2 separate regions of the Homo sapiens genome follow, and region 2 is linked to region 1. Evidence: read pairs that join two places in POLR2A ChIA-PET (ENCODE). Cell type or tissue: PC-9. All regions are shown on one strand. Each heading gives the region's core, and the rest is flanking DNA. Links, peaks and the distances in the headings are about the cores only.

Evidence for each region. Peaks named below come from ENCODE experiments on the same cell type or tissue, not always from the same donor. Only the 100,000 strongest peaks of a DNase experiment are listed, where the experiment ranks them.
Region 2: POLR2A ChIA-PET joins it to region 1 with 5 read pairs; 7 of 35 experiments call an interaction of 5 or more read pairs at or near these places.

The regions. Positions count from the first base shown.
Region 1 is chr11:83,149,997-83,154,402 of GRCh38, forward strand. No RefSeq gene overlaps it. Among named protein-coding and RNA genes, the nearest start is that of PCF11, 4.9 kb to the right of the region's middle. In PC-9, for the core only: no CTCF peak of the experiment used is centred there; DNase peaks (open chromatin) are centred at 1,485 and 1,805.
Region 2 is chr11:83,213,054-83,217,459 of GRCh38, forward strand. The region is part of intron 5 of ANKRD42 (ankyrin repeat domain 42); the gene reads left to right. It also overlaps the pseudogene RPL32P24. Among named protein-coding and RNA genes, the nearest start is that of ANKRD42, 22 kb to the left of the region's middle. In PC-9, for the core only: no CTCF peak of the experiment used is centred there; no DNase peak of the experiment used is centred there.

The sequences.
Region 1 (4,406 bases), core at 108-4,107:
CTTCTTGCCCTGTCTTCTGGTTGCCTGGTCCACAGGCAATTATTGTTACCAGCTCTTTTTTATATTCTTCCAGTGATATTACATGTACATACAAATACATATTTATATGTATATATTTTTTCCTTGAATTTTTTTTAGTTAATGCAGTACTGGAATATCATATAAACAGTTCTGTATCTTGCCTTTATTTTTTTACTTATTCTTTCAATGAATTTTTTTTTTAAATGGTTGCTTTGTGGTATAGTTGAAACGAAATATATCTTAAAGATTGCTCTACAGTAGTACAGTTTCTTCATTCTTTTATTTTATTTCCCCGTGTTTGAGTAAATTGGTCTTTAGTGGGATTGCTGGGTCAAATATACAATGGTAAAGTCTCACAATAGAGTATGACATCTCATTCCGTCTTTATAACAACATTACGAGGTGAGAGTTGTCATTATTTTCTTTTTAAATATGGGAAAACGGAAGCTTACAGAAGTTAAATAACTTTCTAAGAGTCATGAGGCTAAGAAGCTGCTGCAGAGACAATCAATCATTTCATCAGACTTCATGCTTTAAACCACTATTCTGATTATGGTTTCTCCATGTAATAATCCATGTATACATCCCTTTGGTTTAACTCTCTTGTCTGATAACAGGCTCTATGCTTGCCTTGGCTTAAGTTATTTCCTGGCACAGGACAGTTCTGGAGAAAGCAGATGAACCAGGCCTCTCAAGCAAAAACCAGTAGCAGAAAACCACTTATGCGATGAGAATGAGCTCTTTTATTTTGACTCACAGAAACCACCACCAATTTGGGAAATGAATTTTACTTTTTTTTCCTTTTTTAAACTTTTTTTTTTTATATAGAGATGGGGTCTCCTTGCCCAGCCAGGAAATGAATTTTAGAATATAATGCAGTTATAACTAATTCACATAATATTTAGGCCTGGCAAGGTGGCTCACGCCTGTAATCCCAGCACTTTGGGAGGCCAAGGTGGGAGGATCACTTCAGGTCAGGAGTTTGAGACCAGCCTGGCCAACATGGTGGAAACCTGTCTCTACTAAAAATACAAAAATTAGCTGGGTGTCGTAGCACGCGCCTGTAGTCCCAGCTACTTGGGAGCCTGAGGCAGGAGAATCGCTTGAACCTGGGAGGCAGAAGTTGGCAGTGAGCTGATATCACGCCATTGTACTCCAGCCTGGGCGACAGAGCAAGACTCTGTCTCAAAAGAAACAAAAACAACTAATTCACATAAGTTTTAGAATAAACTTTATAACCAAACCCATATGTCAAAATAACATATTTGACAAAGAAGAAGCAACAACAAAAAATGGAGATTCAAACCATGGCAGTGTGTAAAATAAACAATCTTACAACCCCCACCAAATGTATGATATACAGTACATTTGCTTTTTCCCCATGACACTTCCACTCTGTCACCCTTCATTAAGCAACATTATATTTTACTTAGGCACACAAAGCAGACAACTCTTTTTTTTTTTTTTTTTTGAGATGAGTCGTGCTCTGTTGCCCAGGCTGGAGTGCTGGAGTGCAGGTGGCGTGATCTCAGCTCACTGCAACCTCTGCCTCTTAAGTTCGGGTTCAAGTGATTCTCCTGCCTCAGCCTCCAAGTAGCTGGAATTACAGGCGTTCACCACCGCGCCCAGCTAATTTTTTTTGTATTTTTAGTAGAGACGGGGTTTTGCCATGTTGGCAAATAATATTTACCTGTTAGATGTTATATATTTGCCTGACCTCAAGTGATCTGCCTGCCTAGGCCTCCCAAGGTGCTGGGATGACAGGCATGAGTCACGGTGCCCCACCCTGGTTTAATTTCTTATCTGACCCAGTTGACTATGAGCTCCTTGAGAGCATGGGCCACACTGAATGAACAAATGAAAGAACGAACAGAAGCAACTTTTTTCCCAAGAATATCTTTTATTCTCTTTCTTTCTCTAAATACGTGTATACAAATACACACACACACACACACACACACACACATATATTCCAGAGGATACTACACATTTTATAAATAAAATTTATGAAATAATATTTTTGGAAGTTTTCTATTAGCTTAGACTTTTTATTCTCTATTTCTAGAGAGAGACCCCAGATAATAATATATAATAATGCAGATTATTATGTGTACAATTAGTTATGAATTCATGTTTTGGAGGTGAGTATTCATTTGCTGCTTGTTCTTTTGCTTTCTTCATCTATATATGGAAGGAGATGCCAATAGATAAGATAAATATATGGGAGCAAAACTTAAAATTAAGAACTATTGTTCACTAAATCATATTTTTCTGCAAATGAGTGAAAAGATTGCTGGCAAAATATATTTTCTAAGTCTTAAAATGATGAACTGGTTTTTGGAATTTGGTTATCACGCATTTGAATTGTGAGCCAGGGTCCTTTCCTGATAATCACTATCTCTAAACTCCATAATACCAAGTTCAACCTCCACCCTAAGTTCTCAACTAATGCTGCATTTGTCTATTCATACTGTTGGAGGATAACAATGGACAAGCAAGGTGAAATTGAAATCAGGGCCTGGATCAGTCAACAAATATTCATTGAATATCTACTACATGCCAATTTTAGAGCCTGGTTTAGAGCCAACATTAGAATGGCTTGATTCTTGCCGTAGCTATCTTTCTAAGCCACAGACTTTAAAAACAAATGCTTTGAATTATACAGCATCTCGACTGTTCTTTAAAGGAAGTCCATGCACATGAAAGGATGAATGTGACACCTTGAGTTTAAAATGCAAGTTAGGACGGGCACTGTGGCTCATTCCTGTAATCCCAGTGTTTTGGGAGGCTGAGGCAGATGGATCACCTGAGGTCAGGAGTTCTTTGAGACCAACATGGCCAACATGGTGAAACCCATTCCCTATTAAAAATACAAAAATTAGCTGGGAATGATGGTGGGCACCTGTAATCCCTGCTACTCAGGAGGCTGAGGCAGGAGAATTGCTTGAACCCAGAAGGCGGAGGTTGCAGTGAGTCGAAATTGTGCCACTGCACTCCAGCCTGGGTGACAGAGCAAGACTCCATCTCAAAAAAAATAAATAAATAAAATATAAATAAATAAATAAATAAATGCAAGTAATTAATATTAAATAGATATATATGCACATGTGTATTATATTTTTGTAAAAATAAAACATAGATTTACACTTCCCAGTCAGAAAGGTGGTGAAATTAAAGAAACAAAAAAAAAGCTTTACATATTGTGTTTATGTGTACGTTCATTGAAAAAGGCATGGAAAGATAGATATTAAACTGTGAGCAGTGGTTACCTTATGGCCAAGGGCAGAGAGATGGAATTTTCATTTTTTCTTTGTGTACTTGTATTTGAATTCTTTAAAATAAGCATGCATTACTTTTGTGGTTATAAAACATGTAAATAATAATGTTGCAGGGAGCAGTGGCTCACTCCTGTAATCCCAACACTTTGGGAGGCCAAAGTGGGAGGATTGCTTCAGCCCAGGAGTTCAAGACCAGCCTGGAAAACATGCCGAAACCCCATCTTCTATCAGAAATACAAAAAACTAGCCGGGTGTAGTGGTGCAGGCCTGTGGTCCCAGCTACTCAGGAGGCTGAGGTAGGAGGATCCCTTGAGCTCTGGAGGCAGAGGTTGCGGTGACCTGAGGTCGCACCACTGCACTCTCCAGCCTGGGTGACAGAGTGAGACCCTGTCTCCAAAAATAAAAAAAGTTTATATAAGTAAACTACATATTTCTAGCAAGAATAAATAAATGTATATGCATATATAACAGGTAAATATTATTGCTGCATATTATCTACATACACTGGGTTTACATATAAAAGGGGGAAATTCTACCTGCTGACAGTGCTCGATAACTATTTGATTTTAAAGGGATTGGCTTTCAATTTTCATTTCCTTTTTTTTTTTTTTGAGACGCAGTCTGGCTCTGTCGCCCAGGCTGGAGGGCAGTAGCATGATCTCAGCTCAGTGCAACCTCTGGGGCCCAAGTGATCCTCCCACCTCAGCCTCCCACAGTGCTGGGATTACAAGCGTGAGCCACAGCGCCCAGTCTATAAATTTTAAAGGAGTAGCTGGGATTACAGGCATACACCACCACACCCAGCTAATTTTTTGTATTTATGGTAGAAGACGGGGTTTTGCCATGTTGGCCAGGCTGGTCTTGAACTCCTGAGCTCAAGCAATCTGCCCTCCTGGGCCTCCCAAAGTGCTGGGATTACAGGCATGAGCCATGGCACCTGGCCTATGTCCTTTCTACTTTTGTGTTTAGTGTCCACATTTCTGTCTTTCTAATGATATAAAAAATTTACATGAGAAGAGTTATTGATTAGATACAACAGAGGTTTCTAAAATTTAAATTAAATTAAAAATTTAATTAATTTATTTTTTGATAATTATTACCACTCCC
Region 2 (4,406 bases), core at 336-4,335, 63 kb after region 1:
CTAAGAAGTTCTTCCGGCACCAGACTGACTGATATGTCAAAATTAAGTGTAACTGGCAGAAACCCAGAGGTATTGACAACAGGGTTCGTAGAAGGTTCAAGGACCAATCTTGATGCCCAACATTGGTTGTGGGAGCGACAAAAAAAACAAAGCACATGCTGCCTACTGACTTCTGGAAGTTCCTGGTCCACAACATCAAGGAGCTGGAAGTGCTGCTGATGTGCAACAGATCTTACTGTGCTGAGATGTTTCCTCCAAGAACTGCAAAGCCATCGTGGAAAGAGCTGCCCAGCTGTCCATCGGAGTCACACCAACCCCAACGCCAGGCTGCGCAGTGAAGAAAATGAATAGACAGCTCATGTGCATGTTTTGTGTTTAAATAAAACTGTAAAAACTGCAAAGAAAAACCAAAAAACAACAACAAAAAATTATTTTGTGTTAGGCTTCCTTCGCTTTTTCAGACTGCTTTCAATTTCCATTTTCACATATGGTATTATTAGTTTTTTTTTTTAGTTTTAGTCTTTCTGATGGATGTATCTCATTGCAGTTTCAAATTTACATTTTTCCTGATGACTAAAGATGTTGAACATCATTTCGTACGTTTAAAGGCTATTTGGTTTTTTTGTGTGTGTGATGTACTAGTTCAAATCTTTTGCCTATTGGCTGTTAGAGTGTGTCTTTTTCTTATTGAATCATAGGAGTTCTTTATATATTCTAGATACAAGCCCTTTGTCAGTTACGTTTATTACCAATATCTTTTCATGCAAATATCTTTCTAATCTTTCTACTTCATGGCTTGCTCTTTCATTCTTTGGTATTTTTTGATAAATGAGGTTTTAATTATTTTTTTTTTTTGAAATAGAGTCTTGCTCTGTCGCACAGGCTGGAGTGCAGTGGTGCAGTCTCGGCTTGCTGCAACCTCTGCCTCCCGGATTCAAGCGATTCTTCTGCCTCAGCCTCCCGAGTAGCTGGGATTACAGGTGTGCACCACCACGCTTGGCTAATTTTTGTATTTTTAGTAGAAACAGAATTTTAGCATGTTGGCCACGCTGGTCTTGAACTCCTGACCTTGTGATCCACCCACCTCGGCCTCCCAAAGTGCTGGGATTACAGGTGTGAGCCACCGCGCTTGGCCAGAGGTTTTAATTTTAACGTAGTCCATTTTAATAATCTCTTCCTTTGTAGTTAGTCCTTTCTGTACTTTCCCTATTTTGTGATCATGAAGACATTCCTTTATGTTATCTGTTAGAAATTTTATTTATCTTTCATATTTATATTCCCAATCCTCCTAGAACTGACTTTTCCGTGTGTAATACAAGGTAGGGGTCAGTTTTATTTTTGTATTGTCCTTTATCAAATATACTTGATCATTTTTGTTGGTCTTGTCTGGTCATTAAAAAATCCAATTGTTTCTTTAAACATGTATGATTATTTTATTTATAACCAGGTAGAGTATTTATAATAATATAGATGTTAAGAAAGAATGTGGCCTTAGGTCTAGACTGCTTGTGTTCAAATCGCTCTCATAAAATTATTTTTTATTGATAAATGTACATATTTTTGGTGTACATGTGATAATTTGATACATTCATTTGTATCAAATTTGATAATGTATAAAGATCAAATCAAGGTAATTGGGGTAGCCATCCCTTAAATATTTCTTTTATACTAGGAACATTTGAATTATTTTTTTCTAGTTATTTTTAAATACACAATAGATTATGGTTAACTATAATCACCCTACTGATCTGTCAAACACTAGATCTTATTTCTTCTACTCAATTGTATATTTATACCCATTAATCAACTTCTGTTCTTGCTCTCTCCGTGCTACCCTTCTGGCCTTTGGTAATCGCCAATCAATCTACTCTCTATCTTCATGAGACCAGCGTATTTTAGCTCCCACATATGAATGAAAACATATAATATTTGTCTTTCTGTGCTTGACTTATTTTACTTAACATAATGACCTCCAATTCCATCCATCTTGTGGCACTGACAGTATTTCATTCATTTTTGTGTGAATTATATTTCGTTGTGAATATACATTACATTTTCTTTATCCATTCATCACTGATGTGCACTTAGGTTGATTCCATATTTTGGCTATTGTGAATAGTGTGTTAATAAACATGAGAGTGCAGTTATCTCTTTGATACATTGTTTTTTTTTCTTGTGGATATATACCCAGTAGTGGAATTAACTTATAGTTTATTTAATATAAATATAGCTACTCTTTTTCTTTTTTTTTGCTTCTAGTTGCATGGAGTATCTTTTAGTCTACGTGTGTTTCTATAGATGAAGTGGGTGTTTTGTAGGCAGCCTATAGTTGGGTCATGTTTCTTTATACTCTGTGCCTTTTAATTGGAGAGTTAAGTCCATCTACATTCAGTGTTGTTATTGGTAGGTGAAGACTTACAGCTGCCATTTTGTTGCTTGTTTTCTGGTTGTTTTGTAACTCCTACGTTCCTTTCTTCTTGTCTTTCTTTGTGGTTAAGTGATTTTTCTCTGGTAGTATGTTTTAATTTTTTGCTTTTTATTTTTTAGTAAATATAGGTTTTTGCATTGTAGTTACCATGAGTCTTACATTTTATAGATATAACAGATTATTTTAAAGAGATGACGACTTACCTTAGGTCACAAAGAAAGGAATAGAAACAAGGAAAAAGCAAAATGCCCTACATGTTAACTGTTTCTCCCACATTTGGCCTTTTTGTTGCTTCTATTTACATATTTTTGGGGTTGTTTGTTTGTTTTTTTCAGATGGAGTCTTGCTCTGCTACCCAGGCTGGAGTGCAGTGGTGTGATCTTGGCTCACTGCAACATTCTCCTCCTGGGTTCAAGAGATTCTCCTGCCTTAGCCTCTCAAGTAGCTGGATTACAGATGCCCACCCCCATGCCCAGCTAATTTTTGTATTTTTCATAGAGATGGGGTTTCACCATGTTGGCCAGGCTGGTCTCAAACTCCTGACCTCAAGTGATCCACCCACCTCGGCCACCCAAAGTGCTGGGATTACAGGCGTAAGCCACTGTGCCTCACCTATTTACATATTTTTGTATTTCCTATCTCTTAACAGGTTGCTATAGCTATTATTATTGTTGTTAGATTTGTCTTTTAGTCTCATACTGGAGTTATCACACACCACAGTTACATTATTGGAGTATTCTAGGGTTGTCCATGTTTTTAATTTCACCAGTGATTTTTATACCTTCAAATGTTTTCCATTTGCACATTAGTGTTTCTTCTTCCTGATTGAAGAAGTCCCTTTACCATTTCTTTTTTTTTTTTTGAGACGGAGTCTCGCTGTCGCCCAGGCTGGAGTGCAGTGGCGCAATCTCGGCTCACTGCAGGCTCCACCCCCTGGGGTTCACGCCATTCTCCTGCCTCAGCCTCCCGAGTAGCTGGGACTACAGGCGCCCGCCACCTCGCCCGGCTAATTTTTTGTATTTTTAGTAGAGACGGGGTTTCACCGTGTTAGCCAGGATGGTCTCGATCTCCTGACCTCGTGGTCCGCCCGCCTCGGCCTCCCAAAGTGCTGGGATTACAGGCGTGAGCCACCGCGCCCGGCCCCTTTACCATTTCTTATAAGATGGTTCTGGTGATCGTAAATTGTCTCGGCTTTTGTTTGTCTGGGAAAGGCTTTCTGTCTTCTTTATTTATGTTTTGGTGTAAGGCATATTTTAAGCATATATCTTCAATATTATCCATCCAGGACCGAAGTAAGTTCTGATGCAGGAAATGAGTGAGTTTCACAGCTTTCTGAGCCACTACTTGACCCAGGAAGCCCAGCTGGCCCCTCCTCTGAGTCCCCCCTCTAAAACAGGACACCCCAACTGCTGTTGGGAACTGGGCGGCAGTCATTCTGGCTACTTCCTGCTGGTTAGGGGCGAAGAAGGGGCCCTGCAGTTGTGGTGTCCTCCAGAGGGGATCTTTTTAGGCCAGTCGGAGACCAACAGGTCAATCTGGGGGTCCTCGGTAGAAGCTGTGAGTTGAGCTCATTTGAGGTTCCATTTGTAATACCATTTGTAGCTTGATGGCCTTGATCTTGGAGGAAACAAATTTGACAAGGAGGTTAAAAATGCAAGGCCCAAAGGCAAGTAATAGTAGGATGGCTGTCACAGGGCCTAGAAAGGGGAGGAGCCCAGGTATCTATTGGTTAAACATATTCCAGGGTACTGAATGTTCAAGCTCCTTTTTCCTCTCTTAAATGTCTAACAATATCTGTAGAGGACAACAAATTGGTAATTTGTTCCCTATATTCATGTAGATAATAGCCCCAGCTTTGGCTAATATGTTCCTCCCTAATAAGGGTGTGGGACTTTTGGGCATAACAAGAAAGGCATGTGAAAAGAGCAAAGTCTCCTAATTGCAACCGAGCAGGCGAGAGTAATACCAGGTTACAGGC